Linked DNA regions of Mus musculus: regions 1, 2 and 4 are each linked to region 3. A link is a loop called in an ENCODE intact Hi-C map of the cell type or tissue named here. Cell type or tissue: heart. All regions are shown on one strand.

Region 1 (5,000 bases), 88 kb before region 3:
CATGGACACACAGACAAGCAAAATAGCCACACACAAATAAATCTTTTTTTTTTTTAAAGGTGACCAAATATGACAGCTTCTGCTTACCGATTAAGTTTTATTTTGCTACACATAAAATTTCAGTTTATCATTAAATAACGAGCATAATATATTGTTTTGAGGGGCTGGAGAGATGGCTCAGCTGTTAAGAGCACTTGCTGCTCTTCCAGAGGATGTGAGTTCAGTTCCCAGCACCTACATGACCAGAAGGATTGCAGACTGAGTGGATCTAACCCCCTTTTCCAGCCTACACAAGCACAAGGTACAAATTCTCTTACATGCAGAGATGAAGGCAAAACATTCATACACATTATATAAATAAACAAATCTTTAAAAATAAATGTCTTCAATCTTTGGAGATTGTTATTCCTGTCTCAAATAAAATACAGAATCACTTTACATACTAACTCCCTCTATCAACAAACGTTTAATGAATACTGTATCAGGCAATAAATTTGATCCTATTGACTAAATAGATTAATTCTTAGATCCCCACCTTATTGTCTCAATTCATAAATGCAAATGAGAACATCCTTTTATGTGTATGTCCACTAACTTGTATGGTGCCTAGATCTTAATAAAAACTCAATATTTAAATGAACTATGTAACGATACAAAAGACAAAGATGCAGCAGTTTCTCGTTTGGAACAACCAGACCAACCAAATCAGAATAAGATTAGAATCTTTCACCGATGCCAAAAGAACAATAACAAAATACCAAAAACTTCGGGACATACACCTTTCTAATGCCTTTCTAGTAACTTTTCACTTGGATAAATAAGACAAATCTTTTATGCTAACAAACAACAACAAAAAAAAAAGATGCAAAGTGATGGCAAAAATGAGTGAGATTCAAAGGTCTTTTAGGTAAGATGTTATGATATCTAACAGATTTATAAGCCAACAATTTTTCCACTGACATTAGGTTTCTGGGAATTGTCACAGAATCAGTATTAAGAAACAGCAGGGGTCGGGAGAGGGGTGTGGGGACAGCTTGCCTAGTTTTCAGAAGGCCTTGAATTCTGTTTGCAATGCTAGGGAGAGACTTGGAGGGAATGGGAACCCAACGACATTTCACAGAGAAATGGGGAACAGAGAAAAGGGAGAGAATGCATGCTAAGCATTTTGACTTGGACTCAGTGGACCGATCTACGAGTTAGCGCAATTGACAATACAGTCAGTCAGCCCACATGATTGGACGTGCACGTTTGGCTACTGTAATTCACATATGTCAGGGGGTATTGTTCCTTTCTTGAAAGTTCCAAGCAAACATCCTGTCTGCTGTAGGCTTTTCTGGGTGCCACTACCCTCCAGTTATCGCTGGTTTTTTGTTTTGTTTTTTTAAAGAGGAACATCAACAAGTATTTAGGAGGGGCCTACAAAGAACTTTTCACCCCTAGCCGCAGCCCACGATCCTCCCACCGAAGGGTCGAGAAGCACCGCCCAGCTGAGCCGCGCAGGGGCTGCGAGCCACGCCCGGATGAGCAGCGGCCAGGACCCGGCCGCCCAAGGGTGGAGACACAGGGTGCGGCTCGGCCTCACCTCCACCGCCTGGCCCAGCTCCAGGTCGAAGCCCACCACACACACGCAGTGTAGCCAGGCCGAGAAGCCGTCCCAGCGCAGCAGGCCCCGGCGGCCATCGTCCTCCTCCTCGTCCTCCAGCGCGACTCCCGCCGCCGCAAGGGCCGCCGCCTCGCGCCCCTCAGCCCCGGCCTCGTCCAACGACCCGCGGGAACCGGGCCCAAAGACCGCCGGGCCCGGCAGAGCCATCCGCCACCCCCTAGGCGCTTGAGCCGCCTCCGCTGCGGACCGCGCCGCAGAGCGCGCAGGCCTCCGCGCACGCGCACCGAGTGCTGCCGCTGCCGCAGCCGCTCCGGACTCCCGGAATAGGGGCGCGGCCACGAGGCACGTGACCCTGGGAGCGGGGGGTTCAGTGGTTTCCCTACAAGCCGCGGCTATCTCTGCTGCTCGCTCAGACTGGCCTGCTGGTTTTACAGTTCTCTAAACTCAAACAGTGGCTCAGGAATCGTCATCTCAGATCCACAACAATACAGCAATGAATTATTCTTGGAACGACCCAGTTCATTATTAAAGTGTTACTAAAACATAGTGGTTAACAGTAGTTTAATTAAACTTTTACTCTGTGACAGTTGATATGCTAAGTTCAAATACACCTATTAACTCTTATTAAACATATCATTATGGTGAACACTATTGTTTGTTAAGTGTTGGGTAGGACTTTCTTTTCTTTTTTAGCTATGCCTTACATAGTCCCAACTGGCCTCTAGCTCATGGTACTCCTACCACAGCTACCCAAGATTCTGGGTTTAGTGGCATGGGCCACCACCTCTGGCTAATTTGTCTTCACAGATAAGGGAACTGAAGTTCGGAGAGGCTTCGTGACTAGCCCAGCAAGTATAAGAACTCTAAGGCAAGCCTGTGTTCACTCCTGCAGTCCCCTGATAGAGATGTGTACTTTAACTCTCCGAATACCCTCCCTACCAAGGCAGCTCCCATCTTTATTGGTCTGGCGGACTCTCTCAACTCTTACGCATATGCAGACTTTCTTGGAATCTCGGGTTGGTCAGTCACCTTTGGACCATGCTATCTGAACACTGGAGGAAGGGCCTGGTTTCAAGCTACCTTTGTTAAGAAGTCAAGACAGCTCTAGGCTGGGCACTCAAGAAACATCTGCCCTGGTGAATTGCTATTGATTATTGGCATAGCATGATACGACTAAGTAGGATTTTTTTTTCAGCACCTGCTAGGATTTATTCATCAAAAGTAATTAGAGCCGGGCGTGGTGGCACATGTCTTTAATCCCAGCACTCGGGAGGCAGAAGCAGGCAGATTTCTGAGTTCGAGGCCAGCCTGGTCTACAAAGTGAGTTCCAGGACAGCCAGGGCTATACAGAGAAACCCTGTCTCAAAAAACAAAACAAAACAAAAAAAAAAGTAATTAGAAAACGTGGTAATACCCAATAGGAAAGTGTGTAAAAGATGATAGATAACATACAATGGATTTATCAAAACCCATTCCCATGCCTTTCCACGGCCTCAAAAGGCAGTGATATTACTGTTTCTATTTTACATAGAACAAAGCTGGGGCTCCAACTGATGGCTCAGTGGTTAGGAGCGCTTGCTGCTCTTGCAAAGGACCAGGTTCAATTCTCAACACCCACATGGTGGTTTGTAACTCCAGTTCCAGGGGATCTAATGTCCTCTTCTCATCACCAAGAGCACCAGGAGTGTGTGTGGTGCACAGACATGAATGCAAGCAAACAACATTAAAACACATAAAAATTCTTGACCATCAAGAAATGATCCATCTCTTGATGGTCAAGTATTCTCAAACTTGAGTAGTAATGAATGCTGAAGACTTTCTTAAAGATGTATTTATCATTTTTCTTTTATATATATGAGTGTTTTGCCTATATGTATGTATGTATGCATATATGTGTATGTATGTATGTATGTATGTATGTATGTATGGGTACTGAAGTGGAGTTTGGTTTGCACAGAGGCCAGAAGAGGGTGCCAGATCCTCTGGAGTTAAAGATGGTTGTAAACTCCACGATGGTGCTGAGAACCAAACCTTACTTACTCTTCTACAAGATCAACAAGTGTTCTTAACTGCTGAGCCACCTATCTCTCTAGTCCCACCTGGAAAGTTTGGATAGCATAGAATTAACTGGGGACAACATTTAAATTAGAAACTGTCCTTGCCTAAAACAACCTGCCTGTGACAAAGAACCAGTACAGTTCAGAAAGAAAAACATAACCTGTATTCAAGTAAGGTTCTAAACCTACTGTTCAGAAAAAAACAGTACTGTTTAGTATTAGAAAGGACAGTGAGCTAGAAATGAAAAAATCTGGTATCCAGCTTTAGCTCCATATATTATCATGATAGACAAACAGCTCCTGGAACTATTTTCTGGATTGGTGAAAGGTAATTGCTAACCTGACTTATTGTCAAGAAGAGAAAAGTGTTCCCAATCCAGACACTTTACTATATGCTATTTTATTATTAATGATAAATAAACTTTAATGAGCAGCTGTTCCACAGTGCTGGACCCTTGGCCTGTGGATACAAATTACCATTCTTTGCAATACTATCTTTGTTGTTGTTGTTGTTGTTGTTTATTCGTTTGAGACAGGGCTTCTTGGTACAGTCCTGGCTGTTCTGGAACAAGCTCTGTAGATCAGGCTGTCCTTGAACTCAGAGATCTGCCTCCAGACTGCTGGGATTAAAGCCATGATCTACCACTCCTGGCTGACATACTACCTTATATAATCTTTGGTTAAGCAGAAAGAAATGGTAACCTTTGTAGAGTTTGTCATTAGAGCCTTTAAATCTGAAAGGATCTTGAGCAAGGTCGTTTCTCCACACTTTCCATCCTATATGTGAATATTCTGGTGCTGGCTCAGCCAATCCCACACATGCAGTGGCTCTTAAGCATAAGAACTGCTCTTTTCTGCGTGTTCATGAGGGCTAGGAAAGCCTTCCTCTTGTGGAGTCCAGCTTTTAGAGACGATAGCCCATGGATTGTTTCAAAAGAGCCATCCTACATCCTCATGTCTAGCTTCCTGGGTAAACTACCCCAAATTTGTCCGTCTTTCTTCAAAGGATTCTAGCAGTTAATCATGGAGTCACCCAACCTGGGTAAACTTGGAGTTGTTGAATCAGTTTTAAGACATAGAAGGAAGCACCATTCTCTAGGTGTGAGCTAGCCCCAGCAAAGTGAACCTTTGGACTCTTCCCTTTCTTACACTGGCCAGTAGCCTTCTGTTAATGCCACTTCAGATCATATTTGCTTGGCTTGGCAGCCAGGTCACAGCCCTGGCTCAGGTTATGCATCCTGTCCTCTGAAGCCCTAGGTGGTAGGCTTCTCGTTGTTGTTTTTCCCATGTGAGAGGCACTTAAGACAGGGTCGGCTGCTTGAGCCAAAAAACCCTAACTG
Region 2 (5,000 bases), 180 kb before region 3:
ACATGTGCCACCACGCCTAGCTTAGTTTTGTAGTTTTCCTTTTAATTTGAAACTTAAAAGAAAATCATGTGTCTATATTGACACATGTGTTGTGTGTTTTGGGGAGTTGAACATGCACACATATGCTCATGTGTAAAGGTGAGATGTCAATTTCCAGTGTCTTTACTTAGGAAAAACCACCCTGGTTTTTTGAGACAGGTTCTCTCATTGACTTGGAGCTTGTATTTAGGCTAGGTTGTCTGGCCCAGAACCCCAAGGCTCCACCTGTAATCGCAGAGCTGGGAATAGAAGCACATACCATTCTGCCTAGCATTTTCATCTGGGTTCTAAGGATCAAACTTAAATCCTCATTCTTGCATGGCAAACACTATACCAACTATGCTATTTGCAGACTTTCTTTCTCTAAGGCCTTCTTAAATCCTCACAATTGCTAGCCAAGTACTCTTATCACTGAACTGTACCCTTAGTTTGTGTTTCTTCTTCTTTTTTAAAAAATTTTATTTTATCTGTATGAGTACACTGTTGCTGACTTCAGATATACCAAAAGAGGGCATCAGAACTCACTACAAATGGTTGTGAGCCACCCTGTGGTTGCTGAGAATTGAACTCAGGAGAGCAGTCAAGTGCTTTTAATCACTGAGCCATCTCTCCAGCCAGTTTGTGTTTCTTGATATTAAAAATAAAAGTGTTCCTAGTCCTTTCCCTCCAATATGTATTATCAAAATCATACTATTGCTTAATCTCTCAAGTTTCAATTATATAATTACAAATGGGGCTATAAGTCAATTTAATAAAAGTATAGCTTCAGTAGTGGCATTTACAGCTGGGCATGGTGGTGTATGCCTTTAATCCCAGCACTCAGGAGGCAGAGACAGGCAGATCTCAGGAATACACAAAGTAAATCCTGCTTCGAAAACCAAAAACAACAAAAAGGCATTTGCTTATTACTTTCAAGCTTGTGGATTAAAAACAAGCTTTCCACGAGATTTGACATTGTCAGAATACTTCTTGAAAAATAAAAGACCGTGCAAACAAAAGGTCTGGGCTGGCGAAATGGCTCAATGGGTAAAGTTGCTGCCAGGCCTGACAATCTGAGTTCAGTAGAGTTGAAGGGTCTTTCTTACAGACTAGTACTCCCGGGGCTCCCTGTTCCAGTCAGATAGGACTTCGTTTTGGTCTACAAATAAACCAAGATCATTCGTATTAAGAAATAAAACTCTCGGCGAAATTTAATCTTCAAATTAAGTAAAATGGGGAGGGGTTTAGCGTCTTCGTTTAAAGAGTTCTTAAAGTTTTACCTGAGTCCTATAATTTTATTTGCTAAACCTTTCAACCCTACAAAGACAAGGTCTTCCAAGCTCTTTACTACTTAAACCACTAACAGCTTTCGAAAACATGTCTGTACTTTTTCTATCATTTACTATGCTGTGTAGCTTTGACTCAGTCTTCCTGGGTTCCAAGGCGGATAGGAAACCTACCTCAAAACCTAACAACAACAAAAGCGCGAGGCTCAAGTACATTATGCATCTTGTGTTTTGTATCCTCAGAGCTCACAAGCTGGTGGAAGAAGCCGGCGGGCGGCTCGGAGCTCCTTAGCTACCACAAGCTCCACACTTGTCGTGCTTAGCTTCACTCGACCCGCCACACCTCGAAAGACCAGGGAACAGGTCCGCCAACTGTGCAGAGCGGACGTTGCAATCCTGGGGAGGAGGCCGGCGCCTACACACAGCCATAACCGGAGCAACTGGAAATGACAGAAAGCCTAGTGTTTCCCGGAGGCACCGCCCAGTCACTTCCGGTTCCGTAAGCCTATTGTTCCCGCCCTCAGCCTACACTTTCAACAAAACTTCGGGTTCTGGTAGCTCCCTCGGGCACTCTTATATTTCCTTCACTCTTCGCCTTTTACCCATGTTGAATAAAAACACCAAGGCGCTCGAAACTCGAGACCGGCGGTCAAGACAAGAAGGAGCTGGCAAGTGGCCTTGGCGAAAGTGCGAGTCGGGAACACCGCGCGCTTGATGCTCACACCCCGGCTTCTGCTTGCCGCCGACCGGAAGTCCACGGTCTGAATGGGTCTTGTACCCGGCCACGGCCGCTCCTCCCGGTGGACTTGACAGCGGGCGACTCTGGATCTCTGATCTCGTCGGCTGCCAGGTTCATGTGGAGGCTCCCGGGCCGCAGCGCGCTTCGTGGGGTCCGGTCGGTGGTGGAGCGGCGCAGCCGGGCCGAGGCAGGGACTCACGAGGCGGTGCGCGCCATGGAGCGCGCGGTGGTGCGCTGTGTGCCCTCGGAGCCCAAGCTCAGCCTGTCTTTCGCGTTGGCCGACGGCAGCCACAAAAACATGCAGAGGGACCAGAGCGAGCCTCTGGGCCGGGCCCTCAGCCGGATCGCTACCAACGCCCTCAAGGGACACGCAAAGGTAGCGGCCGCCAAGAAGAGCAGGAAGAACCGAGCCCACTCGAGCGGTGGCGCGGCCTGTGAGGCTACAGGGCCTGAGCCGGTTGCGACCTGCGAGCCGGTGGTGAAGCTGTACTACCGGGAGGAGGCGGTGGCCGAGGATGTGCTCAATGTGGACGCCTGGCAGGACGGAGCGGTGCTGCAGATCGGCGACGTCAAGTACAAGGTGGAGCGCAACCCGCCCACCTTCACGGAGCTGCAGTTGCCGCGCTACATCATGGCTGGCTTCCCTGTGTGCCCCAAACTCGGCGTGGAATTTGGGGATCCCGCCAGCTCCGTGTTCCGCTGGTACAAGGAAGTCAAACCCGGGGCGGCAGAACCTGGGGACAGCGGCCCCGCGTCCTCGTCTCACTCTTCGCAGCCTTCAGCTTGGATCGAGACCGGTGTGGACGAGCGCGTCTACACCCCGTGCAATGCAGACATCGGGCTCCGGCTCCGGCTTCACTGTACACCGGGCAATGGGCAGCGCTTCGGGCCAAGCCGGGAGCTAGAAAGCCTGTGCCCGGTGGAGGCCGGGCCTGGCACCTGCACTTTTGACCATCGACATCTGTACACCAAGAAGGTGACGGAGGACTCTTTCATCCGCACTGTCTCCTACAACATCCTGGCAGACACGTACGCCCAGACTGAGTTCTCTCGGACGGTCTTGTACCCGTACTGTGCCCCCTACGCCCTGGAGCTTGACTACCGCCAGAATCTCATACAGAAGGAGCTCACAGGCTACAACGCAGACCTCATCTGTTTGCAGGAGGTGGACCGCGCGGTGTTCTCCGACAGCTTGGTACCGGCCCTGGAGGCCTTCGGGCTGGAGGGCGTGTTCCGAATCAAGCAGCACGAAGGCCTGGCCACTTTCTACCGGAAGTCCAAGTTCAGGCTCCTTAGTCAACATGACATCTCTTTTCAAGAAGCCCTCAAGTCGGACCCACTGCACAAAGAATTACTAGAGAAGCTGGCTTTGAACCCATTAGCACAGGAGAAGGTCCTCCAGAGGTCATCTGTCCTTCAGGTCAAGTAGCTCTGCTTGTTTTCTTCATACTCGCCCAGGATTAGGGGTTGCCGGAGTATAGGGGGTTGGGTATTAGTACTCGTCATTGGAAATACGCATTTCTTTAAAGTGTTTTTGCTCCAGCATCTTGAAAGTGTAGCCTGTTCCTTAATTCAGCACATTTTAACCTCTCCTAGTGTGCCTATCCTGCCGCAGGTTGCCTTCAACAAGATGAATAGAGACATTCCTTAGTGTTTACAATCCAGGTAGACATAGTAACTTGTCACGTACCGTTTTAAGAGCACTTTAAAGCACTCCCAAGTCTAAGTCCCTCCTGTTTTAAGATGTTTCGTCTCTATTGTTAACTAGTGTGTAAGAAAAAGTAATTGGCTTATCTGTTTTTACAGATACTATCCTTTTTTAATAAATGAGAAAATGTTCCTAATGTCCTTATGCTAGTTGAAAGAAGTATGAAGGGCTGGAGAGATGGCTCAGTGGTTAAGAGCACTCACTGCTCTTCCAGAGGTCCTGAGTTCAATTCCCAGCAACCACATGGTGGCTCACAACCATCTGTAATGGGATCTGATGCCCTCTTCTGGTGTGTCTGAAGACAGCAACAGTGTACTCACATATATTAAATAAATAGATAGATAGATAGATAGATAGATAGATAGAATGGGATCTGATGCCCTCTTCTGGTGTGTCTGAAGACAGCAACAGTGTACTCACATATATTAAATAGATAGATAGATAGATAGATAGATAGAAAGAAGTATGAAGCCAGGATTCATAGCCACTTGACAATGTTAGCATTATTGTTCAGGGTGTGAACGTAGCTTTAATCTGTGGGTTTGTGTTTTGTTTTATTTTATTTTGTTTCCTTTGTTGAATTTTGTTGATATTTTTGAGATGAGGTCTCACTGTGTATCGGTGGATGTCCTGAACTGGATATGTAGGCCAGTCTAGCATGAACCACTGAGAGTCACCTGCCTCTTAAGTGCTGGGATTAAAGTTGTGTGCTACTAAGCTCATCGTCTTTAAGGGCATTTTCAGAGTTTTTTATGTAATGGGTTTTGTTCTGAGTAAAGGAATGTCTACCCATTTTCAAGCACCACTGTGTTCTGTGCACTCTTATGTAAGTTCATTTAATTGAATACACACATCTATGAGGGAGGTGATATGGTTTCTTTACCTTACTCCGAGGCACAGTGCTGTAAATGCTAGACTGTTCAAACAGATCTGACTCCAGGACAAGTAAGTGCTTTCACACTTGAAAACAGTTTAATCTTTTTTTTTTCTTTTTTTTTGGTTTTTCGAGACAGGGTCACTCGGTAGACCAGGCTGGCCTCGAACTCAGAAATCCACCTGCCTCTGCCTCCCAAGTGCTGAGATCAAAGGTGTGCGCCACCACTGCCTGGCAGAAACAGTTCAATCTTAAATTTATCAACTACAATGTATTTTTTCATAATGGTGTATATTGGATGGTTACTAAAATGTTATATTTACTCATGTTACATACCTTAAAACTTGTAGTGTCAGATTTAAAACTTGGTGTCTT
Region 3 (5,000 bases):
TGACCTTTGAAATGTGTTCTTGAATTTAGTTTGTAATTATTTTATTGAATATTTAGGCTTTTTATTTATAGTACATGTGTGTGTGAGTACATGCCTGCCATGATTTATAGTACATGTGTGTGTGAGTACATGCCTGCCATGATCTGTATGTGGAGTTGGTTCTTTTCCACCTTTTTGTCTGTTCTGGGAATCAAACTCAGATTTCAGGCTGGTGGAAAGTACTATTTTTTTTTTTTAATTTTTATTTCATGTGCATTGATGCTTTGACTGTAGGTATGTCCGTGTAAGAGTACCAGAACCCCTGGAGCTAGCGTTACAGACAGTTGTGAGCTGCTGTGAGGGTGCTGGAATTTAAACCCAGGTCCTCTGGAAGAATAGCCAGTGCCCTTAACTGCTGAGCCATCTCTCCATCTGTACTTTAAATATTTAAAAATTATTTTATTTTTTAATTCATATGGGTGTGTTGCCTGCGTGTAAGTCTGTGCACCATGTACATACTTTGTGCCTGAGGAAGCTAGCAGAGGGTTTCAAATATCCTAGAGCTGGGGTTACAGATGGTTGAGAGCTGTGGTGTGGGTCCTGGAAATTAAAACCCAGGTCCTCTAAAGAGTATCTAGTACTCTTTAATTGCTGAGCCGGCTCTCCATTCCCTGGAGAGCATCTTTACTTGCTGAGCCATTTTACTACTGCTCTTTATTGAGAATTGTTACATCCATGTTTCTGGGAGTTTAGTCTGTGGTTTTCTTCTCTCTCTGTCTGTCTGTCTGTCTCTGTCTCTCTGTGTGTGTGTGTCTTTGTGTGTCTTTGTCTGGTTTTTGGTATTGAGGTACTAATAGCTTTATAGATGGAGTTTGTAGTATCCTTTCCCTTTCCTGTTGTATTTTATGGAATAGGATAAGGAACATTGATGTCAGGTCTTTAATGGTCCAGTAGCATCCAGCAGTGAATCTGTACCATCCTGGACTTTTGTTGTTGTTGAGAGACTGTTATTTCTTCAATCTGTTATTTGTTATAGCCAGGGTAGGATGTTGGTGTTTTCTGTCACTTCTGCCTTAATCATTTGAAATAAATCTCTCCTTGGCAGAGTTCACTAATTAATTAATTAGTTAATTAATCTGGATATGCTGATGGCCAGCAAGTCCCAGGAACCCTCTGTCCTTTTTCCTCCAGCATTAAGGTTTTAGGCATGCATGGCTACACCAGTGTAGCCCTGATGTTGGAGATCCAAAGTCAGGCCCTCATGCTTGCTACGTGGCAGGCGTGTTAGTGACTGAAACACCTCCGTAGCTTTCTCTGTAGAGTTTGTAGATTTCATCCCTCTTTTCATCTTTAATTTTGTTAGTTTTCTCTTTTATCAGTTTGGTTAGGGGGATTATTAGTCTTACATAAGTAAGTAAATGTGTATGAGTGTGTGAGATGCATGTGTGTGAGAGATGCATGTGTGTGTGTGAGAGAGATGCATGTGTATATATGTATGTGTGTGTGATGCATACGTGTGTGTGTGTGTGTGAGAGAGAGATGCATGTGTGTGTGCATTGCCTTCCTTTATCACGCATCCCATTTATTTATTATTGTATGTGTGCATGATGTATGAATGTTTGGCTATGCCATAGCATATGTCCAGAAGTCAGTTCAATGTTGGCTCTCTTCCTGTATCTTTCTCTACTTTTATTTAGTTTTATTTCTTTAATTTTCTTTTTTAAACGTGAGGATTAGAGAGATGGCTCACCAATTTAGAGCACTTGTTGCTTTTTCAGAGGATCAGGTTCACAACTGTCATAACTCCAGTTTCAGGGGATCTGATATCTTCTTTTGACTTATTGGGCACTAAATACCCATGTGATGTACACATAAAAATCTAAAAATGATTTTTAAATTGCACTTTATTCTCTCTCTCTCTCTCTCAGTGTGTGTGTATGTGTGTGTGTGGGTGTGTGTGTGTGTGTGTGTGTGTATGTGTGTTTGTGTAGATAGAAGCTGTGAGATACATATGGAGGCCAGAGGACAGTTTGTTGGAGTTGGTTCCTACCATGTAGGCCTGGGAATAGACCTTCAGGATTGGTGGCAAGCACCTATATATTCACTAAGTTATCCTCACTCAACTTTTGTTCTTTAAGATGGGGTCTTTCACTGAACCAGGAGCTCACTGGTTAACTAGTCTGCCTGGCTGGTGCCTTCCCTGCTGGCTCTATGTGGACTTGCTCAGGCTCCAAACTGTGGTCTGCCAGTGCTGCCTTCACCATTTCACCTTTGGTTCGTTGTATACCAGTGGCCTCTGCTGGTCACAGTTAACATTACAGTCTGTGGGTTGTCAAGAGTTCTAGTTTAGATCCCCAGTCAGTTTATGCTTCAGGAATGGGTTGTGCCCCCAGTGCACTGGAAGTCTGGGGAGGGAGCAAGAGCAGCACTTGAGGACTTGTTACTGTGCTTTGACAGTCTGCTAAAGAGCTTCGTGGGTATAGCTGCTCTGATAGTTCTAGGAGATACATTCTCACAGTTAACTGAAGGTTCGCCTGGTTTTTATAGTCGTTACACCCTCTCTTCTACTATGATCACTGAGCCTTGAGTGGAAGAATTGTATTATAGATGTATCAGTTGGATCTGGGCACCACATGATCTCTTGTTCTCTGTACTTGAGGTTTTCTGGAATGGTCTCTGTCTGTTACAAAGAGAATTTTTTTTGATGAGGTTCATAAACTACACTTATGGTTATAAGGATAAATATTTAGAGTTTTGTTGGGGATTAGGCTGATTTAGTGAAGTGGTAATTGTAGGTTCTCTCCCAAGATCCACTTGACTATCCCTGCCTTGGTAGTTAGCTAGGTTTCTAGTATCTGCCAGGGTTTCCTTCTTGTCGAGCAGGTCGGCATTTCTTTCTTTCTTTATTTAAACAATTTTAAAAAGATTTATTTATTTATTTAATGCTTATGAATACACTGTTGCTGTCTTCAGACACACCAGAAGAGGGCAAAAGATCCCATTACAGATGGTTGTGAGCCATCATGTGGTTGCTGGGAATTGAACTCAGGACCTCTAGAAGAGCAGTCAGTGCTCTTAACCACTGAGCCATCTCTCCAGCCTCATTGAGCAGTTCTTAAGTGCATTTAGAGAGCTGTTGGATACCACCAAGTGGTATACTTCTCTTGCAGCAACTTTTAGGGTTATCATGCCATGCTGACCATTGTTCTGGTACATAGGTCTCATAGTGGCTGCCCAAACAAAACCTGAACAACAATGATACCACTAGACATGCTAACATGGAAGGGGAGAGCTCAAGGAACCTCAACTATAGACAAGAAACTATAGGCAACTAAGGAGTACTAAAAGCAGGAGAAATAATCTTCCTTAAAGAAGAGATGCAGTTTGGTGATCCAGTACCCAAGTGGTCACCTCTGAAATCATATACATACAAGTAATATTATATGGATAGAACATGTTGTATTTATATGCTAATTAATACACACATACCACCACCACTGCCACCAATTAAAGAAAAAAGCCATAAATTAGAAAGCAAGGGGGAAGGAGGTAGGGGAAGGGTGAAATGATGTAAATATATTACCAATTAAAACATAAAAATTATTATGAAAAATAAAAACAAATCTTAAAAGAACCCATCTGTTAAATAGTGTTGGGTGTAGTGGCTGTGCTTTTGATTCCAGCATTTGGGAAGCACAGGCAGTTGGACCTAAGTGAACTTGAGGCCAGCTAAAGCTATCTGGTGAGGTCGTCTCAACAGTACAATAATTAAATCTCTTAAAGCTCAGTGACTCCCAGTGCACTGGGGGCACAACCCCTTCCTGAAGCATAAACTGCCTGGGGATCTAAGATCTAAACTAGAACTCTCGACAGCCCCCAGACTGTAATGTTAACTGTGACCAGGTTCTGTTTGAGGAAGCCTGTGGATGTACAGTGGCCCACTGTAGTTGCAGAGTGTTTAATGTCTGCTTCTTACAGTTTTTCCACACCCGATTCTTTGTCACTTGAGAAATTTGTATGTGACTATGGGTATGTAAGCATCTAGAATCAATATGTAAATCAAACATTTACTTGGAATAAATAATAAAAATAATTTAAAATAAGTCTGTGATATATATAATATAGATATATATAATTTTGATATTTATTGGTTGAAAGCAGAATTATATAATAGCACAGCTATGGTTGTTTATTTTTATGTATTATGTCTGAACATTTGATAACACTTACAAAATCTTCAAGATTTTTTTACAGAATGGTTCGGTATTTTGATTTTATAATCATGAATAGAATACCACTTATAAATATATAGGACAAAATGGCAGAAATATGTTTGAGGTTATTTCATAAATCATTCAGAAAGTTTTGTCCTACTCCCAAGGCAAAATAACATATTTTTGTGAATTTGAAATCAGAAGTACAAACAAAGGCTTTTAAAATCAAACTTTTTAACCTAATATACTCCAGAGATATCCAAATTTGATGCTTCCATGTTAAGAAATAGCAGTAGTAAAATACTTAAAGGTCTTTGTTTTCTGTAATTAAACAATTGTGTTTCTATGAGGGCGAGCTATTTGGGTTTTTGTTTGTTTTTGTTTTTTTCAAGACAGGGTTTCTCTGTATAGCCCTGGCTGTCCTGGAACTCACTCTGTAGACCAGGCTGGCCTCGAACTCAGAAATCCACCTGCCTCTGCCTCCCAAAGTGCTGGGATTAAAGGCGTGCGCCACCACTGCCCAGCTGAGGGCGAGCTATTTGTATGTGAAGCTCCTACACTGGTCCTGAGCACAAGCCAAGTGTTCCCAGCAGGGTATAATCGCTTTGCATGTTGTGATGGCATGTCAGCACAAAGAACCAGGACTGCCATGAAGTCATGTGCTGTGGGAGCACGTGCTGCCAGAAATACTCCAGATTCATTCATAGTTGTTTTTCAAAGTTAATTTTTGGTTGTTGCACTTTCAGAAAGCCTTAACTGTTGCCATGGGGATCACAACTCACAGTTTAAGAACTTGTGCTCTATAGC
Region 4 (5,000 bases), 150 kb before region 3:
AAGGCCTTAATCTGCTGGGCCATCTTGAAGGCATTCACGAATTCAAACCTAGCCTAGGCTTTATGCGACCTTGTCTCACAAAACACCCACCAACTTAAGAAAGCTAATTCTGATGTCAGAGCTCTCAAATAGTATTATATACTGTGATGTTATCTTAAAGATGTTAAGACTATTATATCTTAATATTTTATTTAATTCCTCAGGGATTTGACCAACTAGACAGAAACTGGACCAAACAGATACAGAAAAATAAATTGAGGCTTTGCCAAAATTAATGTTTGGATTTTGGTTCTACCCAACATAATTGAGGGGTATTTTCTTTTCATGAATGAATTAATTAGAAACACATTATCAAAGGCTAGCAATTATGTTTACAAATAGTGGCTTATGAAAAATGCTTGCAATTTATTAAGTAAAAAGGGAACACAAACAATTTTAGAGGAATAAAGCTTTCTAAAATGTGGAGAATAAATGTGACAAGTAGGGACAGGAGCAAGCAGGTCCGGGGCAAAAGGGAGAAAGGGAAGGGGGGAAAAATTTGTAAAAAAAAAAAAAAAAAATTTGTGACAAGTAAGTACTGAAGAGATGCTCACTGGTAAGCATCCTAGAGGAGACTGGAGTTCAATGCCCACATAAATTATGTAATAATGGTGAAAGGTTGAATTACAAGTTATGATCACTTTTTTTCATGTCTAAATTGAACTTAAAAACAAACCAAAAAAAAAAAAAATAAAAAAATAAAAAATCAGAGCCGGGCAGTGGTGGCGCATGCCTTTAATCCCAGCACTTGAGAGGCAGTGGCAGGCGGATTTCTGAGTTCCAGGAGAGGCCAGCCTGGTCTACAGAGTGAGTTCCAGGACAGTCAGGGAAACCCTGTCTCCAGAAACAAACAAACAAACAATCAGAACCCAGAATTACCTAATAAAATGATATATAAAATAGAACATCTATCACTCTAACTTAAAGCCTCACGTATTAGTACAATTTTATTACTTATTAATATATTTTTAAATGAGCAAATGGAGGCTCCGTCCCAGTACTCAGGAGGTAGGACAGAAATTGAAGGCCATCCTTAGCTACATAGTGGCCAGCCTGGGCTACGTAATTACATGAGACCCTGTCTCAAAGAACTTGCAAGATGGCTCAGTAAGTAGAGACATTTTATCCCCAGAAGCATTCTCACCAAGTCCAAAGAAAATAGATTAAAATTAGCAATTCCTCTACAAATATATTAGTAATTTCAGAAAAAAATTAAATACTCATTTGCCAAAAGTACACCTTTTCATAGACAGACATACATACAGACAGATATACAGACAGACCTAGCTTACAATTCAGAGCTACTGCTCTCTAACTCTGGCTACCTGAGTACTCTAAGACAAAAGCAGGTGGTCCTCGAGTTTAAATGTAATATTATTCAAACAAGTAAGCTTTCCTTATAAATACCTAGTGCATCATTTCTGTTGGTCAATTGCCTCTAAGACGTTACATTCAATACATTGTATTGGCTATGTATTTGTTGTGTCTGAAGCACAGTGTCCCCCTGTCCCAGCCTTCTCAGTGCTTCATTATGGGCACTGACCATCATGCTAGCCCTGGCTAGGCTTTTTTTTTTTTTAATTATGGTTAACTATTAGCCATATCTTCCAACATCTCAAATTAACCTTGGGGGATTAGCTAGTACATAAATTAAGTTTTCATTTCCACAGTAGTTAGGCAAACCAGACACACTGGCTAACTGTCTTTTTTTTTTTTTAAGATTTATTTATTTATTATGTATACAGTGTTCTGCTTGCATGTATGCCTACAAGCCATTAGAGGGCTCCAGATCTCATTATAGATGGTTATGAACCACCATGTGGTTGCTGGGAATTGAACTCAGGACCTCTGAAAGAGCCTCTAAGCTCTTCACCTTTGAGCCATCTCTACAGCCTTAATTATTGTTTCTTTATACACTTCTAAACAGTAATCTAGGGCTGGAGAGATGGCTTAGGGGTTAAGAGCACTGACTGCTCTTCTGAAGGACCTGAGTTCAAATCCCAGAAACCACATGTTGGCTCACAACCATCCGTAATGAGATCTGATGCCCTCTTCTGGTGTGTCTGAAGAGAGTTACAGTGTACTTACATACAATAATAAATAAATCTAAAAAAAACAAAACAAAACAGTAATCTAGGAGCACAGATGTAGTTCAATGGTTATGTAGAGACCCTGATTTTGATCCCCAGAACTCCCCCACCACCACCAAAAAAAAGAAGAGCCTATTTATGAAAGAGAAGAAAACAAAACAAACCGATCATTTAGGGTGAGGCTAGGCTAGAGTACATGAACAAGGTTCCAGTCTCAAAACCATACCACAAAGTAAACACATACACACACACAGAAGCAGAGCACATGTGCACACATTTATATAGAACAATTCATTAACTAGAATTCCCAATACTCAAATGGGAAAAGTTATCATAAAAGTGATTATTAATGACAAAGTCAATCACTCATAAAGCCACAAAGACAAAAACCAAAACTCAAAACGTAGGAATTACCAGACTTCCAAACTACTGTGTTCCCAGTTCACACACAGAACCGACATTTATACTTCCTCTGACGAGTTACCATGAAAGGTGACTCTATGACTAGACTGCTTTTAAACAAGGAAAACAGTATTTCTACATTACAGTATAAAGTAAGAACAGCAAAGCGAGGGCATTCATCCCATGGCTGCCTTTCAGTTCTCAATCTGCTGGTTTACTACCTTTGCTCTTTCAAACTAATTTTATCTAGCTGGGTCGGATAATAATAAAATTAGAAAGTCAACTTTTAGAAATCATTTTTTTAAGCCAGATAGTTCTAAAGAACCTTAATTAAGCTATTAAAAAAAAAAACACTGTTTAAGAACTGCTTCTCAGTAACAGGTTTTATTGCCCAGCAGAGACCATTTAATTGGGCACAAGCATGACAAGTGTACACCTGTAATCCCAGCACTTGGCAGGCAGAGGGAGGTGGCTATCTATGAGTTTAAGATCCATCTGGTCTACAGAGCTACACAGTGAGTTCCAGGACAGCCAGGGCTATATAGAGAGACCCTGATGTCATTTTAAAACAAAAAGAATAGCAAACCTGAGTGAGTAAATACTTAAATAAAAAGAGTAAACCCAAACCGTGACTTCCACCCCTTCCGTAATCTCAGCTAGCTAAATGCTTGTCTACTTCCATTCTCTTTCAATCAGGATGGACAGGAGAGTTTCTCAAACATAGTACAGTGCTTAAACCATCATTTCACGCTTCTCCCTCCATCCCTTTAGCCATCACAAGACTCTGACAATGACAGTAACATCGACAATAAATTCTTTATTTTTCAGTAACACAATCCTGTACTGGATAATCTCTAAGAAACCCATTTATCACAGTGCAAAGTCCTCCCTTTGACTTCAGCCTTTTTCATACTGCCAATTTCTAACCAATTAAAGCTTAAATAACAGTCTGCCCTCCTAAAATAATTGTCCTTTTCATAAAGAGTATCTGCAAAACTATGAAAGAAAACATTTTCACTTAGCTTTGTGAATGGATCTCGCACAATTGTTTTTATGAATTGTAAAGAAGCTGAACAAACTAACAATAGCCAATTTGTACAGCCACGCTCTGCAGCACTACGGAAACTGAAGCGCTCCATAGGAGTGGGTGCTCAAAATAACCCTTTGCTCCTCACACTCAACAAGCGTCAACATTCAGTGTTCTCGGGGCTTTTTAAAAGGCGTCATTCAGGTCCTTGCAACTCAGCTGTGAGGTAGACTGCTGTACTAAGGAGAGGCCACTTTACAATGCCCAAGCGAAAGGCCTCCGCTGGGCAATAAAACCTGTCACAGCGAGGCAGCTTTTTAAACAAACGATTTTTTTTTTTTTTTGTAGCTCAATTGAGGTGCTTTACAACTATCCGTTTAAAAAAAAAAAAGATTTCGTCTCTAAAAGCTTTTGGATTTTATTATTATCCAGGCCAAATGGATAAGATTCGTATGAAAGAGCAAAGATAGCAAACCAAACAGGTTTAGAACTGAAAGACAGCCATGGGATAACTTTCATTTTCACAGAATAGGCTTCATAATCACGAGAAAAGAAAGTCGAATCCAGAGCAAGGCAAAGTTAAGCAAAGTGAGCTCAGAAGTCTCCGGACTTTTTTTCCGAATCTTGGGTAGCACCAAGTGTGACTTCGCCACAGTGGGCCTGGTCACTTCCTGCCCCAGGCGGCTCCTGGCCCGGGCCACATACCGATGGTTGTGTGCACAGGGCGTACACGACCAAGAAAGGGGGAGGAGGAGGAAGGCTGGAATAGGCCAGCTTCACTCTCGACCGCTGCCCACCGCCAGGGAAGTGAGGTGGAAGGAAGATTGCACCCTGAGAACGGCACCTTTAGAATGAGCTCCGCCAGTGTGAGCTAACCCTACATCTATCTCCGCTCAATCTCCCCAGGCTCTCAATTACAGCAGGAAGAGAAAGGCACGTAAAGCCAGGAGCGAGGAAATCTGGCCCAACTCTCTGGCTCAGCCTCTGTGGGAAACAAACCCCTCGCCCCTCGCCCCCATTGTTCCCCGAACGATGCTTCTTGATCGCCCTCCCCCACCGCAGCCGGAGAAGGCTGGGCGCCGGGCCACCGGCTGGCGAAGACACATGGCCTTCCCCGGCCCCGGTCCCTCACTCACCCATCAAAATGCGCATCTGCTTCTTGCCGAACAGGCGCGAGAAGAGAGAGGAGATGGTGAGGCCCATAGCGGTGGTGGCACTTGACGGTCAAAAGGAGGGGGTCTGGTGCGCCCTCGGGCCTTCACGGTTCCGGCTCACAACCGAGTGGGCGGAGGAGAAAACGCTGAAGACCTGTCTCGCTGGCTGGAGTGTCGGCGAAGCCGCGGGACAGGACGTAGCGGGACCGGGACCTGCTAGGCGTCTGGTGCGGTGGCTCCGGCGCGGCGTTAAGTGTTCGGCTGTGCCACGTCACACGGCGGCCGCGG

Evidence for each region. Peaks named below come from ENCODE experiments on the same cell type or tissue, not always from the same donor. Only the 100,000 strongest peaks of a DNase experiment are listed, where the experiment ranks them.
Region 1: it touches region 3 in a loop (3.0-fold over the local background); 15 of 42 quality-filtered maps call a loop at or near these places.
Region 2: a loop joins it to region 3, with 3 times the contacts of the local background. A loop is called at or near these places in 10 of 42 quality-filtered maps.
Region 4: it touches region 3 in a loop (5-fold over the local background); 20 of 42 quality-filtered maps call a loop at or near these places.

Annotation. Positions count from the first base shown.
Region 1 is chr14:26,576,445-26,581,444 of GRCm38, reverse strand. Dennd6a (DENN/MADD domain containing 6A) reads right to left here and starts at 1,895. Exons shown (of 20, transcript NM_001134465.2): 1 at 1,583-1,895. The coding sequence starts at 1,810. In heart, no CTCF peak of the experiment used is centred here; DNase peaks (open chromatin) are centred at 1,504 and 1,934; H3K4me3 peaks cover 1,835 bases; H3K27ac peaks cover 1,595 bases.
Region 2 is chr14:26,666,711-26,671,710 of GRCm38, reverse strand. Pde12 (phosphodiesterase 12) reads left to right here and starts at 1,865. Exons shown (of 3, transcript NM_178668.3): 1 at 1,865-3,463. The coding sequence starts at 2,159. Mir7672 (microRNA 7672) reads left to right here and starts at 2,103; the gene lies at 2,103-2,164. In heart, CTCF peaks have their summits at 2,194 and 2,414; DNase peaks (open chromatin) are centred at 1,790 and 2,030; H3K4me3 peaks cover 4,225 bases; H3K27ac peaks cover 2,712 bases.
Region 3 is chr14:26,488,605-26,493,604 of GRCm38, reverse strand. The region is part of intron 1 of Slmap (sarcolemma associated protein); the gene reads left to right. Among named protein-coding and RNA genes, the nearest start is that of Gm24031, 6.6 kb to the left of the region's middle. In heart, a CTCF peak has its summit at 2,284 (motif pointing left); a DNase peak (open chromatin) is centred at 2,254.
Region 4 is chr14:26,638,181-26,643,180 of GRCm38, reverse strand. It overlaps Arf4 (ADP-ribosylation factor 4), which reads right to left. Exons shown (of 6, transcript NM_007479.4): 1 at 4,695-5,000. The coding sequence starts at 4,761. Among named protein-coding and RNA genes, the nearest start is that of Arf4, 2.5 kb to the right of the region's middle. In heart, CTCF peaks have their summits at 1,821 (motif pointing right) and 2,996; a DNase peak (open chromatin) is centred at 4,290; H3K4me3 peaks cover 2,532 bases; H3K27ac peaks cover 1,737 bases.